2 separate regions of the Homo sapiens genome follow, and region 2 is linked to region 1. The links are chromatin loops, found by intact Hi-C in ENCODE. Cell type or tissue: endothelial cell of umbilical vein. All regions are shown on one strand. Region 1 overlaps FGGY (FGGY carbohydrate kinase domain containing). Region 2 overlaps FGGY (FGGY carbohydrate kinase domain containing).

The links. Peaks named below come from ENCODE experiments on the same cell type or tissue, not always from the same donor. Only the 100,000 strongest peaks of a DNase experiment are listed, where the experiment ranks them.
Region 2: a loop joins it to region 1, with 1.9 times the contacts of the local background. A loop is called at or near these places in 4 of 110 quality-filtered maps.

What each region holds. Positions count from the first base shown.
Region 1 is chr1:59,420,335-59,425,334 of GRCh38, reverse strand. All of the region lies in intron 5 of FGGY (FGGY carbohydrate kinase domain containing), which reads right to left. Among named protein-coding and RNA genes, the nearest start is that of FGGY, 130 kb to the right of the region's middle. In endothelial cell of umbilical vein, no CTCF peak of the experiment used is centred here; a DNase peak (open chromatin) is centred at 2,214; H3K27ac peaks cover 405 bases.
Region 2 is chr1:59,677,020-59,682,019 of GRCh38, reverse strand. The region is part of intron 14 of FGGY (FGGY carbohydrate kinase domain containing); the gene reads right to left. Among named protein-coding and RNA genes, the nearest start is that of MIR4711, 54 kb to the left of the region's middle. In endothelial cell of umbilical vein, no CTCF peak of the experiment used is centred here; a DNase peak (open chromatin) is centred at 3,029; H3K27ac peaks cover 1,053 bases.

The sequences.
Region 1 (5,000 bases):
TAAAAGGCCATAAAAATACTGGAATCTATTATAATTCTAATTGTTATGTGCCAATATAATAATCATGCAAATTTAATCAAATGTTACTACGTCATCCAAATAATCCATGTTTCCCAGGTATTTCAGACACACTATACCTATATATCAGCTTTTACTTACCATTTATTGAGAGCCTAATGTACGCTAGGCATTATGCTACATGCTTTATATATGATATCGCTTTTACGGCTCACAAGCATATTCTAAGGGAAGTAATATTGATTTCATTTTATGGGCAAGGAAACTGAAACTCAGAGATCTCAAGATCACATAGCAGATAAGGGAAAGAGTCCAAATTTGATTCTAGATGTATTTGGTCTAAAACCCATATTCTTTCCAATAGAGCAAGAGCTTTTCTAAAACTGTGACTCTCTGAAGAGTAAAGCTCACAACCAGTTTTAGTGCTTCTTCAATGCCTATATCCTTCATAACTGGCTTATGTGTGAAGCCCTCCTTGACCACTTCAACCCACACAAATCATGCCTTCCTTTGACCCTAAACAGCACTGAATGGTGCCTACCATCCATTTATTCATTGAACAAACATATCTTGAAAACTGACTGTATGCCAAGTGTGAAGACATAATTGCCAAGACAAAGTCCCTGTCCTCAGGGAGCTCACAGTGCAAGGTGGAGATCAAAAATCGACACATGAAAAATAAAGTATTACCAGCACCAAACAAGCTGAACTAAATTGCATATTTTCTTGGTTTTCTTACTCATTCTTTTATTTTATTTATTTATTTTTTAAGAGACAGAGTCTCACTCTGTCGCCAGGCTGGAGTGCAGTGGCGCGATTTTGGCTCACTGCAACCTCTGCCTCTCGGGTTCAAGCGATTCTCCTGCCTCAGCTTCCCGAGTAGCTGGAATTACAGGCGTGTGCCACCACGTCCAGCTAATTTTTGTATTTTTAATAGAGACGGGGTTTCACCATGTTGAGCAGGACAGTTTCAATCTCTTGACCTCATGATTCGCCTGCCTCGGCCTCCCAGAGTGCTGGGATTACAGGCGTGAGCCACAGTGCCCGGCCTCATTCTTCACATGTATTAATTCTACTTCTCAAATGGGCTGTGAAGCTGCCATGTGCAAGCACTCTGGCGGCACCTGTATTTGTATGGTATTTAGAATGGTACTGAAGACACACAAGTTCCTCACACATCTTCATGCATTGATTATTAGCTTCTTTTCAGATCTCGGCCTATCATGGTAACCATCTTTATTTGCCTATTCACTCAAGTCCTCCTTCAGTTATTACACACTGACTGTAAGTGGCCTATGTAGTAAGTACTGTGAATGATTTGAAAACAACACCTTGCCTCCCCTTGGAGGGCACCATAGCCTAGAGAGGGAGGCAGGCAGATGTCTGTGAACAGGTGAGACAAGGTGGTAGAGTTGTGCTAAGAAAGAAACTGCTGAAAGGCTTCATGAAGGAGTAGGAATCAAAGAATGCATAGGAGTTTGCCAGGCAGGTCAAAGAAGGAACGAAACTCCAGCTGGAGAAACAGAGACATGAAAGTACCTGGTTTCCAAGGCATCTTTGGTGAGCCACGGTAGTATGACCTGCCAGAAGCTGGGTGGAGTGGGAGAAGCATGCGGAGAAACAGGGCCAGACCAGGAAGGGTATTCAGTGCTATGCTCAGAGACTCAGCATTTTTTCCTCAAGAACTGGGGAGTCACTGAAGGGGTTTAATATTGGAGGAACATAATCAGACCTTTATTTGAAAGAGGATCCCCCTGAGAAAAGTGGGCCGGAAAGCAGAGGACAGGCTGCAGATAGGAAGACCAGTATGGAGGCTGTTGTAATATACCAGGTAAGTGGCAGTGAGGGCTGGAATCTATTGCTGGGACTTTTCCTTTGCATCCAACATATTGATCTTCACGGTATCAGAGAAATCTGACATGCTGAATGGTGTCCACGTTGGCACAAAATTTCAACATTCTCAGGTCTGTTACAAGGTGCCAAAGAAAAAAAAATCAGATATGGGTGAACCACCTAGGAGAGGCTTCTGTGCTTCAGCTGCCACACTCCTTTGCCAAATAGTTTCCCAGAGATCATACCAGGCATTCTGAGCAGAGACAAAGGCTTTCGGTGGGACCTTTACCCAGTATTGGACAGAGAAAAACAAACTTGCTGGTACAATCCAGTAAAGGAAGCTCTGGCAGCTTGCCCAATTGGTCCAGTTTCCTGATCTCTGAACAGATTTCCCCTCCTGCTACACAATCCTCTGGAGCCAAGAAAGAATTGAGAAATAGGCTGGAGTGTTCGGAAAGGCTGCCTGGCACAATAGTATCCAAACACCCCTGCTGCCACGTGTTTACTATGTGACTCTAGGAAAAATACTAAACTTCTCTGGGCTTTAATTTTACTGAATACAAAATTGGGTAATAATCATTGCATGCCAAGGTTAAAATTAAAGAAGAAAATATAAATTATGAGTCAAGTTTACTATAATAGTAGGCCTTCAATAAATATCAGTTGCCTTTCCTTTTCCTGTCTTTCCTTTTAGTATTTGCCATTTATTAATATTTACCTAGTGCTTATATAATAACTGCTATATGGAAGGTCTTATTCATAAGCAAGTAACCTTTTTTTTTTTTTTCCTTTGAGACAGGGTCTCGCTGTCACCCAAATCGGAGTGCAGCGCATGATCACAGCTCACTGCAGCCTCAACCTCCTGGGCTCAAGCAGTCCTCCTACCTCAGCCTCCTGAGTAGCTGGGACTAAAGGCACGCACTACCTCACCTGGCTAATTTTCCAGTTTTTTAGTACAGATCGGTTTTTCCATGTTGCCCAGGCTGGTCTCAAACTCCTGGGCTCAAGCAATCCACCCAATTCAGCCTCCCAAAGTTGCTGGGACTACTGGCGTGAATCACCACGCCCAGCCCAGCAAGTCAAAATAACAATTAAAAACAATAACACCAACAAAAAACTTGACACATCCATTTTTTACAAGGTAGGACTATATGGAAATACAACCTCAATCTGCTCCTGAGCAACTGAATCTATTAAAAGGCATTGAACCTGGTAAATCACCAAACTATTGGAACATGAGAATCGTGTAGAAACCTGATAAAATTACAGATATTTAGATTCTATTTCTACCCAGGACTACTGAATCAGAATTCCCAGAGGGTTATCCAAGTATCGTCACTAAATTTTTTAAGAATTAAACTGAAAATCTCTCCAGGTGATTCTTGCCATCAATGACTTACTTTCTGAGGCTAGTTTGGGATCCAGTGATCTAATCTCTTTTTCTACATAGGCAATGATTAAATCAGACCAATATCACAGCACACTCTCAAAGCCAAGGGCTGACTCCAAATCAAAGTAACAAAGTAAGGGTGGGATCCCAGGTATCTCCTTTAAAACTCCAGACTAATAATAAAAAGGAAGTGTCCTTAACTTCAACCCAAATCCTTCACATTCTCATCATGGCAACGTTTTTAAAAAACAGACCACAGTGGCTGACTGTGGAGTGGTAGTCTAGTCAAATGAGACCTCAAGCCCAAGAAGGCTACTCAGAGGTCAAGGCATGCCCTAAACATCTACAATACCCATCTGGGTCCCTAGGAAGTGTCAGGCCTTTGTATTGCCAAGACAATATATCTCAAGTATACCTGCCAACCTGATATAAAACATGCATCCTCTTCTTGTCAGCCCAAATGAAGGCCAGAAAAAGAGAACAGAAGGGAAGAGAAGCTGGGGCAGTGGGGGAGAAAGGAGGGGAAGGAGGAGGGGAGGGAAAAAAGAAGAAAAGGGAGTGAGGGAAGGAGAAAAGGAGAGAGGGAGAGAGGGGGAGAGGGAGAGAGGGGGAGAGGGAGAGATGGAGGGAGGGAGGAGTTTTAACTATACCACACCCTGATTCTTTTTAAACAAATTCCAGGCTTTTAAAAAATTTTTCTGTAAATATTTCAGCATGTATCTATAAAAGGAGGTATCTTTCAAAAAATAGCTAATTATCAATATCATAATTAAAAAGAATAATTCCTTAATATCATCATATAGCCATTCTGTATTGATATATGCCTCCTATGTTTTACTTTTCTTAACAGTTGTTGTTTGAATGAGGGTTCAAATAAGGGTGACACACCACGAGTGTTCCATATGTCTCCTGTCTCTTTTTGTTACAGGTATCCTCTCTAACACTCTTCTTTTCCCCTTTGTAACTTTTGTTAATCAAAGAAACTGGTCCACCTAAGTGGCTTTTTAGGCTAGAGTGTATTCTTCATCAGAAAGAGATCTCCTTGCTCTAAGAAAATACTTGGGAAACTTTTTTTTTTTAAATTAATGATTGTAAGACAACACTGGATTTTTCAAAAACAGCTTTTCTGGTAAGTGTAAAGCATTATCAGAAACATGTCCTAAAACAGCAGTTGGCACAAATACCCCCAAAAAATACTTATGTCCAAAGCTTCTTGGTGGCCGGGCATTTGGGAGTGAATTTGAGCCTCTTTGTGATTACTGGGATCACCCATTTCTGTTAGTGTCATCAAAGAGAAAAAAAAAATTGAAAAGGATCTTTCTAGTCTTCAGAGATCTCAGCAATATAATATTTTGATCATTTCAGGGTAGAAGAATTAGAAACATATGGAGTACATTTCCCTTAATGGACACCAGGGTACAAGCACTTGGAAAAATACATTTGGGGAAGTCTTGAACCCTACAAGCTTGAAAAATAATTTGACAAATTCTGTGAACTCCAAATGCCCTGGAGTCAGTCTCTACCGTTTAAGTACACTGGACTCACAAAATGGATGAGGTTTCCTCATGCCTCTCATCATACCTTCCCAAAACAATGTCAAAGACTGAGATCCAAGGACAAATACAGCCTCTGCCTTTGGGGTATTGCTGGCAAGGTAATAGAGCCCTGTTTTCACAACACGTGGGAAGTACATACCCAACTCCTTGGGAATAACGACTTCACTAATGTGGGTCTTGTCAAGGGTCAGTCTTTTCTAATG
Region 2 (5,000 bases), 260 kb before region 1:
ATTCTGATCCCACGCTAGTTTTTTATGGTTCACTGCAGAGGATCAAATACCTCTGTTAGGAAACTATAATTATGATTTCTTTTGTTTTCTTCTGCATATTCTTGATCATCTGCCTAAATGCTGCAACTGAAACTCTTTTAAGACACTGTACCTTCCACACTCTGAATCGAACCTCAAACTTTTTCTAGTAGTATGTATGTGTGTGTGTGTGTGCATGTGTGTGTGTGTGTGTGTGTATTTTTCAAGGCAATTTTCCCCATCACAGAATATTACTGATTTAACTAAAAGCCTTGTCTTTCCTGATCTCTCATTTGAATATTATACAGCATGGATTTCATTGCTATTCATGAGTTATTTTAGTGTAAAGAAAAAAAACCTATTTCTAGTTTATTCCAACAAGAATGTTTACAATAAAAAGTAAAGGCATAAATAGTAATTAGAGTGAGGAATTAATTACTTACAGGCACGTCTTTCTATGAGATAAATCTTACACATTTTTGTTTAGGTTTACACCAGTATGAAATGCCATCTTGAACAAAATCAAGTCAAACAGGTAAACCTTATTATAGAAAGAGAGTTCTGTAATCCTTCAAAGTTTCTAAGAACTTAGTAGATGTTTAGCCCTTGGTTGCTTTTATAAAAGCCCAATTCTTACATTCCTGAATAAAAATTGTGGGGGGAGGTGAGAGAGATATTTGGGAAAATGCGTTTTGTTAGCCTAAACCTTTGTGTTAATAACAATAGCATTTAAGTATCTTTTAATTCAAGTTATTTTAATCTATTAAAGTATTCCTTAATCTATTGTACTTCATTATTGAAGTATCTTTTAATTCATGTTCTTAATTAAAGTGCTTTTTATATCTACCTAAAGTGCTTCTTTTATCTACCTTTTTATAGCTACAAAAAGTAAACAGGCATATATTATGATTAAAAGCAAACAAGTAGAGCAAAATAATACTGGTGAGTATGGTCATTCTCTGGGGAAATGAATTAGAATATTTCCATGCCAAAGAGGGCACCCTGCTTATTTTTATTTCTGTGTTGGACACTCAACCAAGCAATGATGACAAATACATAATGCTATTTTTTATAAACGATACCACCTTGTGAGAGGTGTCTCAGTTGCCATAGTGTACTTCCCTAGCAATGTATATGTATCTACAGGATATGGTCTGATGGAATACAAAGAGCGTGGGCTTTGTATTAAACAAGTTATACAACATTTCTGAGCTTCAGAGTCCTCATCTGCACAAAGATTGCTGCTACCAACCACTGGGTTGCTTCAAGGGGTCTATGAAATGACAATGGATGGAAAGTAACAGGTCCTGTTCTTGGATCACTCTGTAAGGAACAAGAGAGTCAAATGATGTGTATCTTATATTGAAATAATTTCCTTAAAAAATTACAATTTTCAGCTAATGTTTTGACTTTTATACCCATGGTATCATTCTGCAAACTGGATTGAAACCAGAGGTTTTATAATTAATCAGAACCTGATCTATTTTTGTTTTATTCTATTTTTTTTTTTTTTCTGGAGGGGTCGAAAAAACTCTTAAAAAAAAAAAAAAAGAATGTATTGTTAACCAGGTGTGGCAATAAGAATAATGAATGTTAGGGCCAACTTCATATTCTTAATTGAATTCTTCTTTCAATTATTAATTATTATACCATTCCAAAGTTTTCTGTTGACTTTCTGAGGGACACTGACATATGGGACAGGATACTCAGAAAATTCAATCAGTAATCTGAATCTATTTAATTAGGAATCAGAATCTCATCCAGAAACACATGCTTAAGCAGCAAAGGGCAAAAGGCTACTAAAAAAAAAAGCTGATAATATCAGGACCATATGTGAAATAAGTAGGATTATAAGAGGCCTGGGGATGAAAGCTAAATAGAACTAAAATGGAACTAAAATCCATGGCAAGAGATTCCTTATATACAAGAAATGTAAACCCTGAGTTTTCAGACACTACTGATGGGAGTATAAATTATTACTATGTATCAGAACCCTAAATGCTGGGCACACTTTTTGCCTGAACAATTATATGCCTCTAATTTTATTTTATAGAGATAATTTAGGATGTGTGCAAACATTTAGTAACAGAGATGTCAGTTGCAGCATTCTTTAAAACAATGGAGAAAACCTAAATATTCAAGTCTGGAGGACTGGTGAAATAAGCTATAATATATTCTATTAGGTAGAAAATTATGCAGCCTACAAAAATGATAAATAAAGAAGTTTACTACATATTTTTGAGTATAGGAAAAAGGTCTAAAAAGATAAAACTTTATGCATTGTATAATACATTTTGTAATTTAAAAGTATAAAATGATTTTAAAATATGTACAAAAAGACTAAGAGAATAGAAACCATAATATTAAATAGTTAATAAGTAAATAATTTAAAATAGGTTATTTTAGGATAACAAGATCAATGTTTTCATATTTTCACTCATCTTAATTAAATTTTCTTATTTTTGTCCCCAATGAACATGAAATGTTAGTATTCCAGACAAAGAAAAAAATGCAAGTAAACTAAATTGAATGCACCGAGAAATGGGATGGTTTCATACTTCTGAACATCTACGGTATTTCAGTTTTTTCTAACCTCTGGAAACTAAAATAATGATAATCAGCTTTATTTTGCAAATAGCAAAACTGTTATTTATCGTGACAGAAAGCCAAATAGAGCTAAAAAAAAAAATCACAGAAAGTTGACTCTTACAAAATAAAATAGAATGGGAGACATGTTATATACAAAAATCATAGGCTCTGAAATGCATAACAGGTGATGAGTATAACTGGCCCTAAATGAAGTGAATTTCATGAAAAAGAACAGAAGTAGAGGTTTCAGCTAAGCAATGAGGATGTTTGCAAGGAATGACCTCAAGGGTAGACCACTGCGGTCAGCATGGATGGTTTATCTTGTGGGCACACATTACAGAAAGGGTGAGTAATCACAGCTCTCAACTGGCCACTTACATGTATTGGTCTTGAAGACACAGGAGTCTGTCTGGAACGTGACAGGGAAAGTTGATGGTGAGAGTGCATGGAGTCAGTGGTTTACAGGGGTGGCAACACTCACACAGTGGGAGGAAGGAAGGTCTGTGATTAATTGGCTGATTCCAAGGGCTTATTTTCTTTACACTGGTACTCCCCTTAAAATGACTGCTGAATGCATTTTGATCTCTTGTCACTGTCTCCTTTTACTGATTTTTGCTTCAGATGCTTCCTCCACTCCTTTTTTTCAAGGGTGGGGGGTGGTGGTTCAAGACAAATAGCACTGCTGGAATTAAAGCTTGTTTTGTCTAAATAGACTTGAATAAAAACTGCCCCTGAAGATAAGAAATTACAGAAAGCTAATGACATCTGCAGGGGGCCTGAAGGAAACAGAAAGTGGAGAGCCATTTCATGTTGCTGTCTCTTTGCCATTTGATTGAGTTTTCTCTCACAACGACTTGAAACTGCTTCTTGTTTTATTTATTTGTCCTTGTATTTCTTAGAATCTTTTAACTGTCTGTGCTTAGAAAGTGTAAGCATAGTGATATTTCATAAACTTAGTTTTTTTCCAGTTTATTGATTTTCCAGGACCTGGGAGCCTAGAGAAGTGTTATGGAACACTCTCAGCTTCTAATTATAATTATTTGTTTTCCAAGATATTCAGAATTACAGAGGATCATTTTGTACTCTACTGATGATGGGGGAGGGATCAAGTAGAAAGGTCACAGAGGTCAAGACTGCAGGGATTCCACATTCCTAAGAGTAAAGGGAGGGGAAGTGAACTGCCTTCTTTGTGTCCCCTCCCACTTATTCAATAGCTAAATTTTTACTGTGAGAGCAGCATATCTGTGGCTTGATTCCATATTTTTCATTAAACCGCAGATATAAAGCTGATCATGATTTGCCTTCAAGAATACTTGTCCACAAGGAGACTGTTCTCTTTAGTAAAGACACAGTTTTGAAAACTACTAAAAGGAAAACACCCTTTCTAAAGAGGGGCAACTCTTTAAGATAGTATTAGTCATTGTATTCTTTAGAATGAACGAATGGCTATGTCAGTATCCTTTGTGAGATCCGAATTTGACAAAGAAATAGTAAGAAGACTTTAGATGTCTAAAGGGAGAGAGAGAGCAGGAAAGGACAAGGGAAGAGAGACAGAGACAAACTAAGAGAAGGAGAATCTGAATGGATAAAAGAACAAAAGAAGGAAGCTAGGAATTGTCAGCATGTTTCAAAATTTGCAATATCAATAGATCTTGTTGTTGGCCAATCTTTCATTAAGGGCCCACCAGAATATTCCATCCAGTCTCCCTTCCCCTGATAAAATTCTCCCAGAATTGAGATACACAGAGTCTACAAAAGCTACAAGTAAAATCTACAGCTGTGGATCCATTGGTATCACCCAAGAAAGGTATAGGACTCTACCCCCGGCTGAAAATCATCCATTCAGGGGCCTATGAAAACCCTGTCTCCTCAAGCACATAAAAGTTTTTCCTACCTCTACTGTCTGGGTCCTCTGGATTCTTCCCAGCCTTCCCAGCATCTGAAGGAGGTGACTCTGGTTGAGTCTACCAAAATTGGCCTATCTAGATAAGAAGTGAAATCCTCCATCTAACCACCAGATGTGTGGTCCATGAGAAGATAAAACATCTGACTTGCTGGAATAGTTGAGGTGCTGGCAGGAATTGCTCAACTTTCTTAAGGAGGGGAAGGCAGGTACCCTGCAAACCAAGCCAGGGTCCCTGAAGTTCAAAGAAAAGACTGTGTTGAAGTTCAGGTTGAAAATATGAATCACAGAAAGAAAGCAATTCAATTTTGCCTCACCTTGCCAGAATCTGAAGCTGGTCCTCAGACCTGGGGCACAAAGGTTGGCCCCTCTTCTTTGGAGGGGAGCAAATGACGCCAAGTCTACATGCATTTTCATTTCCAAAGCAGTTCCAAATATTTTATCATTCTAATGATATTGATTACACCTGAGAGGTCACTGGAACTTTCAA